Linked DNA regions of Mus musculus: region 2 is linked to region 1. The links are chromatin contacts, found by Hi-C in ENCODE. All regions are on one chromosome and are shown on one strand. The core of a region is the stretch at or near the end of the contact, and the rest is flanking DNA. Distances in the headings are between cores, read along the strand shown.

Region 1 (4,835 bases), core at 1,687-4,186:
GTTTAATGAAGCTTAATATAGGCCATGGTGACTGTTACCCTAGAACAACTGCCACAGTTGTTACCATTTACCAGCCCGTGGCTATACCACTGCTCTATGGCACAGGCATTACACTAAACGCACGAAGGCACAAAAGGCAACATTCTGCACCACGAGGCATCTGGACGGTGTTCCACAGAGGACATTAATGGTTGCCAAGGATCTGAGGACTAAGCAAAGGGCCATGAAGGGCCTTCCTAGGGAAGTATGAATGGCCTCTGCTTGTCTGTAAGACAGACCACCCAACTGCACATTCAGATAAAGCGTCACTACATGGAGATGATTCCTGAGTAAACCCAACCTGAAAAAAACCAAATCGGCCATTAATTTGTGAATGGTGCTGTGGGCGAGAAAAGTATCCGCTGTGCAGAAGGGGCTGGGACTCAGAGCAGACGCCAGACAAGCAGATTCTACACAACAGTCATGATGGAAACGCAAGGGTCTGTGCCATTGGAATCACAGAAAACAATAACACTAGAGGGTGGGTGGTTGGGGAGGGGGATGCAGCGAGAAGAGCTTTGGGGTGTGGCTGCAGAGCTGTGTGCATACCTGGGTCACCCCAGCAAGCCCGTCACTGAGCCCTCTGCACTGAAAGCCCATGACTCCAAAATGCCATGCCATTCCGGTCTTCACATCTAATTGGTATCCTAAAACATTGATCATCACTGGCTCTAAACTTAGGCAATCTGGGTCCTAGACTTTCCCTAAAGTTGCCTAATTCCCCATCTGTACAATGGGATCAGCATCTTCCCCGTGTCTGAATGAGAATACACGGATGAATACTTTACATGCATGCTATCCTGGGATCCTCTCCATCTTTCCGTGGTACTCTGATACACTCTCCATCACAAGCATTAGACAGAGACAGGTGGAAAGTACACAAACTAATTTTTTTTCCTCAGACTTGCCTGCATCTACAAGACTTAGACGTTCACGCTCTTCTCAGCCTCCCAGTACCTGGCCAACAGGTATGAGTCACCATACCCAGGTAGGATATTTACTCTTTTTAAACTACGATACCCAGTTGTTTACCATCTTTTGTGGTTCCAGATCAAATGGGGGTGGGGGAGCCCCGATGTAGGCTACATTCTGAGGATAATTTCTAGAAATTCTAAGACCCCACTGAATGCAGCACCTTGGTGATATTTAGGACACCAGAGGTAAACAGTGAAGACTTGTGGAGTTCAGCATCCTCAGAGTACAGAATCTGATCCTGGAATATTACACTACGGTTTAACTTTCTTTCATGTCTTTCCAAGTTACTTCAAAGCCTCATGTTCCTTAACTCATAGCACATTTGTAGAGAAATTTTTGTGAGAAGCATATTTTTACATGAATAGATTTCAACTAAGGAAAAGAGAAACTATTTAAAAACCTGTATTTCTAGTTGCTTGAGGCAGAACTGCTCAAAGTTTTAGTTCTCAAACCTAATGAAATACAGATTTTTTTTAAACATTAAATGCATATCAAGCTAATTCTTACACAGCAGGGTCCCATGATGACAGTTTTATTTAAAGAGGGATTTACTTTGACTAGATCTATACACTAACAGACTATAGTCTTTCTCCTAGACTCTACACTAATACCACATCCCATTTTCCTGTAAATAAGTACATTTTTCATTGTTTTGTTATTTTTACTTGCTTTACATCCTGACAGTGAAAACTGATCTAAACCTGCTTGATAGAGGCCAGCCTGGAATCTGCTGTCTCGACGCAAGGGTTTTGTTTTTCTTTTTTTGTTGGGTTTTCAGACACCATAATAACCACTTGGTACTGACCAACCCATAGCTATTAGTGAACAAAAATAGTTTTTCGTATGCATAAGCACCATTTTTCCCACAGAAAAAACACTTAGCCATTGGTGAGGTACTGAAAATCCATGCATTCGGTAAACATCTGCTTGATCTGATTCTATCCTATTATTTCTACAAAGGAAGAACTCATCATCTGTCTCTCCGATTCAAGAGTCAAAAAATCAATGGAACGCAGCACCTCCGATGCGACCATGGTCCAGAGGGCTCTGGTCGGAAAGGTCACCGCTGCCTTTTCAACCCCGCCATAACCGCGAATGTCGGTGATGCCACCACATCCCCGATGCAGGACAGAAGCATCCCAGGTCCCTTCCACAGGGAAGGGTTTGCAGCTCAGAGCGTAGAGGGATGAGCCAGGAGAGGCCCGCGGCCCTGGAGACGGCGCCCGAGGGATGGAGGCCGCGCTCCGCTGCGCCCGGGCGCGCGCGGGTGGGGGCTGGGGGGTCCGGGAATGGGCACCGGGAGGGTCCTCCCGAGGGGACCGGCATGACCCCCACCTACCCCGGGCGCCGCCGGGTTACGCCCCCGCCCTCCCGGACCTGCGGTCGCCTTGCCCCCGCCTCCCCATCCCCGAGGCCCCCGCACGCCCCTCCGCCGGCCGCCTGGGACCAGCCGCCGACGGCGCCCTCTCCAGGCCCGGAGGAGGACGCGGGTGGGGGAGCGGCTGGGCCGCGGCCTGTCCCCGCGCGGACAGCGCCTCCGCCCCGCAGGAACAAAGCGCGCCGCGGGCGAGCCGGCGAGCGGGCAGGCAGCACTCACCGCGGACGCGCGGGCCCAGGCGTGGGGCCCGGGAGTCCCCCCAGGCCGGGCCGGGGCCGAGCGCCCGCTGCAGTCCGCGAGCTGCGGGGCCGGGGCGGCAGCCGTGCTAGGCAGCCAGGGCAGCGACGCCGCCGCCGCTCCCTTCTCCCGCCTGGGTCCCTGCTCCGCCGCGTCTTCTCCCTCGCCGGGTCCCCGCCGCCGCCTCAGCCTCGGCACTGCACGGGCTGCTCCTCTCCATCAAGGCCGGGCCGGGCCGCGGGGAACATCCCGGAAAGTGAGGGCTGGTGGCCGTCTCCCGCAGCTGCTGGTGGCCATCTTTAATCCTCCTCCTCCTCCCGCTCTCCCCACCTCCCGCGCCCGCTGACGGACGGCTCGGGATCCTCCTCCCGCTCCTCCCGCTCCTCCTACCAGGCCGGCCGCAGAAACTGCAGCCGCGCGGCCGGCCCCTCCCGCCTTTCCTTCCTCTTTCCTACTTCCTTCCCTCGCCGCGGCTCCTGCTTGCCGGCACCCTGGACAGGCGCGCAGCCCAGTCCGCGCCCCGCGCCCCGCGCCCCCTGCCCTCGCCTCCGGGCTCCCGGGTCCTCTGGCGCAGCGCTCACCCCCTCCTCCGGCTTCTCGGGGGACCCTGCTGAGAAAGCACCGCTGCGCGCCCCTGAGCCCTACTCCCATTGCTGGATGCTGTCACCAGCGATGAAAACACGCGAGCCTGCGTTCATTTTACTCCAGCTGGAGTACAAAAGAACTGCCCACGCTAGCTCTTTCACTACGCGGCCTCGAACCCCCACCTCCTCCGGTGCGGATCAGGACCCAGGAGTTTCCAGTCTCCAGGGTTGTCCTGGGTCAGTGACCTTGAGACCTTCTGCTGAGATTTTAGGTTTGCCCTTTCTGGAAAGGTCATTCTTTGTACCTCCATAGACCTGACCAACACAATGTTTGCACTAAATGAGTATGGATTGGTAAACTTGAAACAGCCAAGCGGACATCAGCTTGTCTCTGTTCCTAGTCCGCCCAGCGTACCGTTTGGGTCATACTTCTGTTCTGACGGTGGGGACAAAACTGAGTCAGCATGAATGCTTGAACTCCTTGAGTTGAACAGCTCAGAGTGGGGAAGTAGTGGTACAGAAACTGGAAACACGAGCTTGTTTTCCCAACACTGCAATCTACAGCAGTTTTAGGATTTCCTCTAAAAAAGAAAAAAAAAAAAAAAAAGCCGAAGTAATTTGGACTTGCTGTTTCCTTTTTTTAAGCCAGTTTGTGTTTGGAATTGGATCCAGTTGTACCGATTTACTCCACTGTTTGCTACAAGATTCAGCAGCTGTTCCGTGTGGGGGCCCCTGTTCCTGCTGTTCCCAGGCACCCGCTGGCAGGACAAAGCACCTTTCCCCAGGTGTGGAGAGCCATGCCTGTAAGGCCTGTGCTGGGTGGGGCTGCTGTTGGATGAGGTTGGGGGGTCCCTCAGGAGGATAGAAGAATTGTCCAGAGTTGGAGGCCAGGGAGACAGTCAGGGAAGGGAAGAGACCAGGGGCAGGCTACAGAATAAAAATGTAAATGTTACTCAATTCTGAAAGAGTAGGTCAGAACAACCCCTTTTAAAAAAACCTACTTTTATAACCAGATCATCTAAGGGGGAACAGAAATCCGATGCTTTGCCTCTAAGGCTCACAAAGTAACCTGTAAAGATACTGGCCATTCAACTGTTTTAACTCAGTCTGTGCCATCTATAGAATTCCTTTAAAGCCAAATAGGCTGTGCTATAGCGCTCTATAATACAGTTTTAAATAAATCATTACTGCCAGGTCGCTGGGTGGGGGAGGGGTGTGCCTGCTTCCTTTTCCTTCTTACTGCTCCTTCCTCCTTGGCCCTTTGATGTGTATTCTTTAGGTACCGTTCCTCCAATCTGCCCTTACACAAATGTACCACAAAATTCTCTTCAGCCTGGGAGTGTGGCAGGAAGAAGAGCTACTGGATGCATGGCTACATTAGGGTAAGAAAATCAGTTGAGTCAACACTAAGACCAGGGTGCCTTTCAGAAGGAAGATCTTCAACTAAATATGAATGAGGTTTCGAATTTTTTTTGTAATTATAATTGGGAGAAGAAAATTTATGAAATGTATGTCATCAGCACATTGATTATAAATGTCTTTCTGTTGGAAAAAAAACCATTGCAATAAAGTTCAAGGGTATATCAGTATGCAAATGTGGCAATTTTCCTGCTGGTGTCTTA
Region 2 (4,835 bases), core at 1,422-3,921, 370 kb before region 1:
AAGAAGTGTCACATATTTGTTGTAATGGCGCCCCCTAGTGAACATTTCCATTACTGCTTTTTGAACACCTTTTAGGTTTGTTCATTGATGGTTGTTGGTTGGTTCACCTACTCATAATCTAAGCATCTAGAGGATGAGGCAGGATTGCCTCAAGCTCTGGTCCAACTTGGGAATACATTCAGAGCCTGTTTCAAAAGCCCTAAGAGAACTTTCTTTCCCCTGCCTATAAACAAAAGTTGTCTCCCAATGATCGTCTAAGTTTCATACATGGTCACAAAACTGAATAATAGAAGCAGAATTCCTTTCCTCTTGAAACAAACGGTGTCTACATTTTAATCCACTTGAAACAAGGAAAGTGAAGAGAGCAGGGCAGTCTCCAGCAGGTAGCATTTGCAGGAAGAACTTCGGTGTGTGGAAATATTCCACGTGGGTTCTTCCTCAGCACTTACACAGTTTATTTACATAATCTCTGTGTTACTTTATGCTGTGCCCTGCTAATCACTTTTTGCAGATGGGAAGTCCATGCTGCCAGCAAGTGGAAGCTGAGACATGGACCCAGGTTGCCTGACCCAGATTTCAAGCTGCAGGTTAATTATAAGTTAACAGAGCCACTGGATTGCTTACATCTCAAACCCAGTTTTCCTCCTCATAGCAAACCAGTTTGTCAGACAGTGGCTTCATGGATCCATCGTCCTCTGCTTGCATCACAGAAAGGCCCAGCACTGTCCTGCCCCAGGACTGCAGCTCCTCTCCCTGTCACACCCCGCAGCTGCCACTCAGCTAGGAAGAAGTGCTCCCTAATCCCAGGGCCACAGCAGGACAGAGCCAAGGACAGCACAGGCAGCCACAAGAAAACAACAACAACATTAGAGACAAAGGACACAAATGCCAACATCCCCTGGCAGATCGAAGACAACGAAAACAGCAGCACAACCAACAATAAAACACAGAAAATGAAGAACTCGTGAGGTCATACGTTATGTAGAAAGATAGACGAGAGATCTGGAAAGGTGAAGAGACGATAGATTTGATACATGTTCTCTCTGGTGGCTTCAGTGAGGAAATCCTCCTTGTGTGTCTAAATGCTTGCTCCCATGATGGTGATGCTATTTGGGGGAGGTTATGAAGCCTTCAGGAGATGAAGCCTCACTGGAGGAAGTGTGTCAGTGGGGGGGGGGGAGAGTGTGAATGGACTTTGAGGGTTTAAGTCCTTACCCTACTTTCTGATCCCTGACCCCTCTTCTATCTCTGTCTCTCTCTTCTCTCTGCCTCTCCGTCTTTCTCTATGTGTTTCTCTCCTCTCCCCCTCCCTCCTTTTTCTCTCCCTCCCCTTCCCCCCCTCTCTCTCTTCCCTCCTTTCTCTCTTTCTCCCTCTCCCCTCTCCTCCCTTCTTTCTCTCTCTCCTTTCCTTCCCTCCTTCCTATGTGTGGATAGACAGTGATGATCAGCAGCCCTCCTTCTCTCTCTCTCTCTCTCTCTCTCTCTCTCTCTCTCTCTCTCTCTCCTTTCCTGCCCTCCTTCCTGTGTGTGGATAGACAGTGATGATCAGCAGCCCTCCTTCTTTGTCCTCTTGGACTCCCCTCTGGAGTCATAAGGCACAGCAACGCTCTCCTCCTAAATTTGCCTTTGGTCCAGATATTGATCACACTGACAGAAAAGGGATATTAGTCCAGGATCTCTCCAGCAGGAGACTGCTAGGGGCACATTAGTAAAAACAAGAGTGTTGGCATTCACAAGGAAGGTTCCACAGTTTTATCACAGAGAGACTGGATCACGTGAAGTACACCGATGGATTCTAACCCAGAGAGAACTTTTGATCAAGACTGGTGTTTTCTTCCCTCCTCTTGCATCATAGCTTCAAGGGAAGCAACCGTAATCAAAATCCCACAGGGAGAAGCTAGGTTAGTTCTTGATCTGCTGAGCTCAGGTAACTCAGCCAAGGAGCAGATGGTTCTGGTATGACTCCAGGTGCAGGCTTCAGAAGAGTCTCACGTGAGACATGTCCCTCCTCATAATGCGGGCTGACCACAAGGACAAGCAGAAAAGCCAGACGACGAATGCCCTGACTCATTGAAAGAGGGGACAGTAATCTTCGACACAACCAAATCAGGGTCAGAGACGAAGTTCAACGGCAGAGCACGTGCCTAAATCACACAAGGTTTAGTGAGGATTCAAGCCCAGCCATACAAAAGCATAAATAAAACCAAAAAGCTGTCCAAATCATAAAAGATAAAGGCCATGGAAATACAAATTAAAGGTATAAGCATTTGACAACTTAATGCAATACACATTTCTCTCCCGATTCTGTCCAGGAAGGATAAAATGGCCGAAAGTTCATTTTTTAGGAGAATGGACAAAACTGAAATCTGAATGAGCAATTTCAGAGTATGGCACAGTGTAAATTTATTGGGCTAGATTACCGGTAAGAGAGGGAGAGGGAGGGGGAGGGGGAGGGGGAGGGGGAGGGGGAGGGGGAGGGAGAGGGGAGGGGGAGGGGGAGGGGAGGGGGAGAGTGAGAGAGAGAGCGAGAGAGAGAGAGAGAGAGAGAGAGAGAGAGAGAGAGAGAGAGAGAGAGAGAGAGAGAGAGAGAGAAACATACACTAAAGTACACAGGGGCAAAAAGAGAGGTATTTTCCTTTAAAAGGCTCAGAAAGAGCGTGCGTGGGCGTGAGCGCATGCGTGCATGGGGTCTGAGGAGCTGATGAGTCAGCAGTGGCGGTGGCGTGGAAGCCATGACCGCCACTAAACACTGCACCTGAACTGGCTGAGGTGGTAGCTGTTAAAGTCTGAAAGAAAATATAACTGTAAGCAGGTCACAGAAATACAGGGCGAACAAATAGTAAAGCGACAGGATAAAGCGGAGGTGTGAGTCCATCTGTCGTCACCGCAACAAAATACCCGAGGAAATGTGGAAAACCTTGTGCTGTCTCCTGCTTCAGAGGCACCAGCCCTAGGTCACGCTCAGCCTGGGCCTGTGGTGAGATCCACCTCACAGCAGAAGTTTGTGTTGCTCTCTCACACTAACGGTTTGAGAATTTGATCCCTTCTGCTACCTAGAAGCTGGTTGCCCCTGAGGTCCCTCCTTCCTCTAGCATACCACTCCTCAGAATGTCCAGAGATGACGCTGCAAGGACCCGTCTGTGACGAACTAGGGCACTGAGGAGAGCGTTCTCCAGGTTCCTTCCTCTTCCTGCGTTGCCATTGTTACCGTGTGACATTCCAGGGTAGGAGAGGTGTGTTCCTGGGGGATGGGTGGGAGGGTGCGCGTGTGCATATGTGTGTGTGTGTACATGTGTATAAATACTACTGCAATCCTTGGTCAGGGCCCTGACACTGGGTATTCCAACATATTGGGTCCAGCCACTCACCTCCAAACCCAGAGAAAGTAGGTGTGAAAACCAGGAAAGGACATTTAGTCAGTAAAACCACAGCAGGAAGGAAGGGCAGCTGCTCCTGTCAGTGCTGTTCAGCGGGGCAGTCAAGAGCCCCCGAATTATCCAGGCAAGGAAAATTATCCAGGAATCAGAGGAAACACATGCCATTGGTCAGTCTTGGTTACACTCTGGTCTGGCTGATCCTTGTCTAGGGATTAGTAAAAGCACAGTAAGGAAGTTGCAGTTGCCTGGACACACTGTCAACTCTTGTACAAGGTGTTTGTCTATCCACCTAGAATTCTAGGTGACTGAAGGGGAAAATGTTTCAGAACAAGAGAGTCACAGTATATGGCCACGTCTGCTTCTGCCCTCTGCAATGCACCAGGCACCTACAGGCCCAAGTGAGTGCAGGCGCTTTTAGCCACAGCAGACTCTAGATCTTGCTTCCAAAAGGAGAGACAGGTGAAGGGAAGATGGATGGTAGTTTTGGAGTGTCTGTGGTTTTCAAGTGACAGGCTAGCTATGTAGCCCAGACTAGCTACAATCTCATGATCCTCCTGCTTCAGCCTCCTGAGTGCTGGGATGGCAGGCAACAGTGTGGGTGTTGTTTGTTGTTGTTGTTTAAGATTTATTTATTTAGTTAATGTATATAAGTACTCTATCTTCATGTACACCTGCATGCCAGAAGAGGGCATCAGATTATATTTATAGATGGTTGTGAGCCACCATGTGGTTGCTTGAAATTGAACTGAGGTCCTCTGGAAAAGCAGCCACTGATCTTAGCCTCTTAGCCATGTCTCCAGCCCAATGGTGTTCTTTCTATTAGGAAGGAAATGCACGCAAATAGCGACCCTTTGAATTTTGTAGCATTGCTTCAGGACTAACAGAAAATGCTTTGTAATTCTGAAGAAATTTCACCTCCCCTTTCTCATCTCATCTCCCAAAGGACACCGAGAGTCAGGAGAGACAACAGCACACTCCGCCCATTTCAATAAAGAGAAAAGCAATCTCGAGAAAGCAAACGACCCCTGCCAACCCTCGGTTGGAATCTCAGGACTCTGACTGCGTATGCTCTACCCAGTGGAAACGTTCGCCACATGGGCTGGGGAGATGACTGGCTTGGGTGAAGCACTTGCTACACAGCCCAAGGACCTGAAATCAGAACCCCAGAACCCTTAGAAAGACTGGCGTGGCTCCCAGCACCCTACAGGAAAGTGGGAAGCAGCGACAAGAACATTTCTTGGCAAACTGGGAAGGAGGAGGAGTCCCCAACTGGAACAAGGTGAGGGCCGACACCCAAGGTTGTTCTCCACCCTCCACCCATGTGCTGTGGCATGCACTAGTCTCTACTCACACCCACAAACATAGGTCATCAAACACAGGCTCGCAGTGTGGCGGGTGGGGAGAGGGAGAGAGAGGTGGGTTTTTTTAGTTTGGTTTGGTTTGGTTTGGTTTGGTTTG

Evidence for each region. Hi-C counts contacts between places; a loop is a spot of excess contacts on that map.
Region 2: a loop to region 1 is called in a map of Patski, with 2.6 times the contacts of the local background. The contact joins the promoter of 9430085M18Rik here to the promoter of Wdfy3 in region 1. A Hi-C loop is called at or near these places in 3 of 37 maps with a recorded cell type or tissue (Patski and v-Abl transformed pro-B cells).

What each region holds. Positions count from the first base shown.
Region 1 is chr5:102,066,985-102,071,819 of GRCm38, forward strand. Wdfy3 (WD repeat and FYVE domain containing 3) reads right to left here and starts at 2,937. Exons shown (of 67, transcript NM_172882.3): 1 at 2,612-2,937.
Region 2 is chr5:101,700,878-101,705,712 of GRCm38, forward strand. 9430085M18Rik (a long non-coding RNA gene) reads left to right here and starts at 2,672. Exons shown (of 3, transcript XR_001785073.2): 1 at 2,672-3,233; 2 at 4,321-4,656.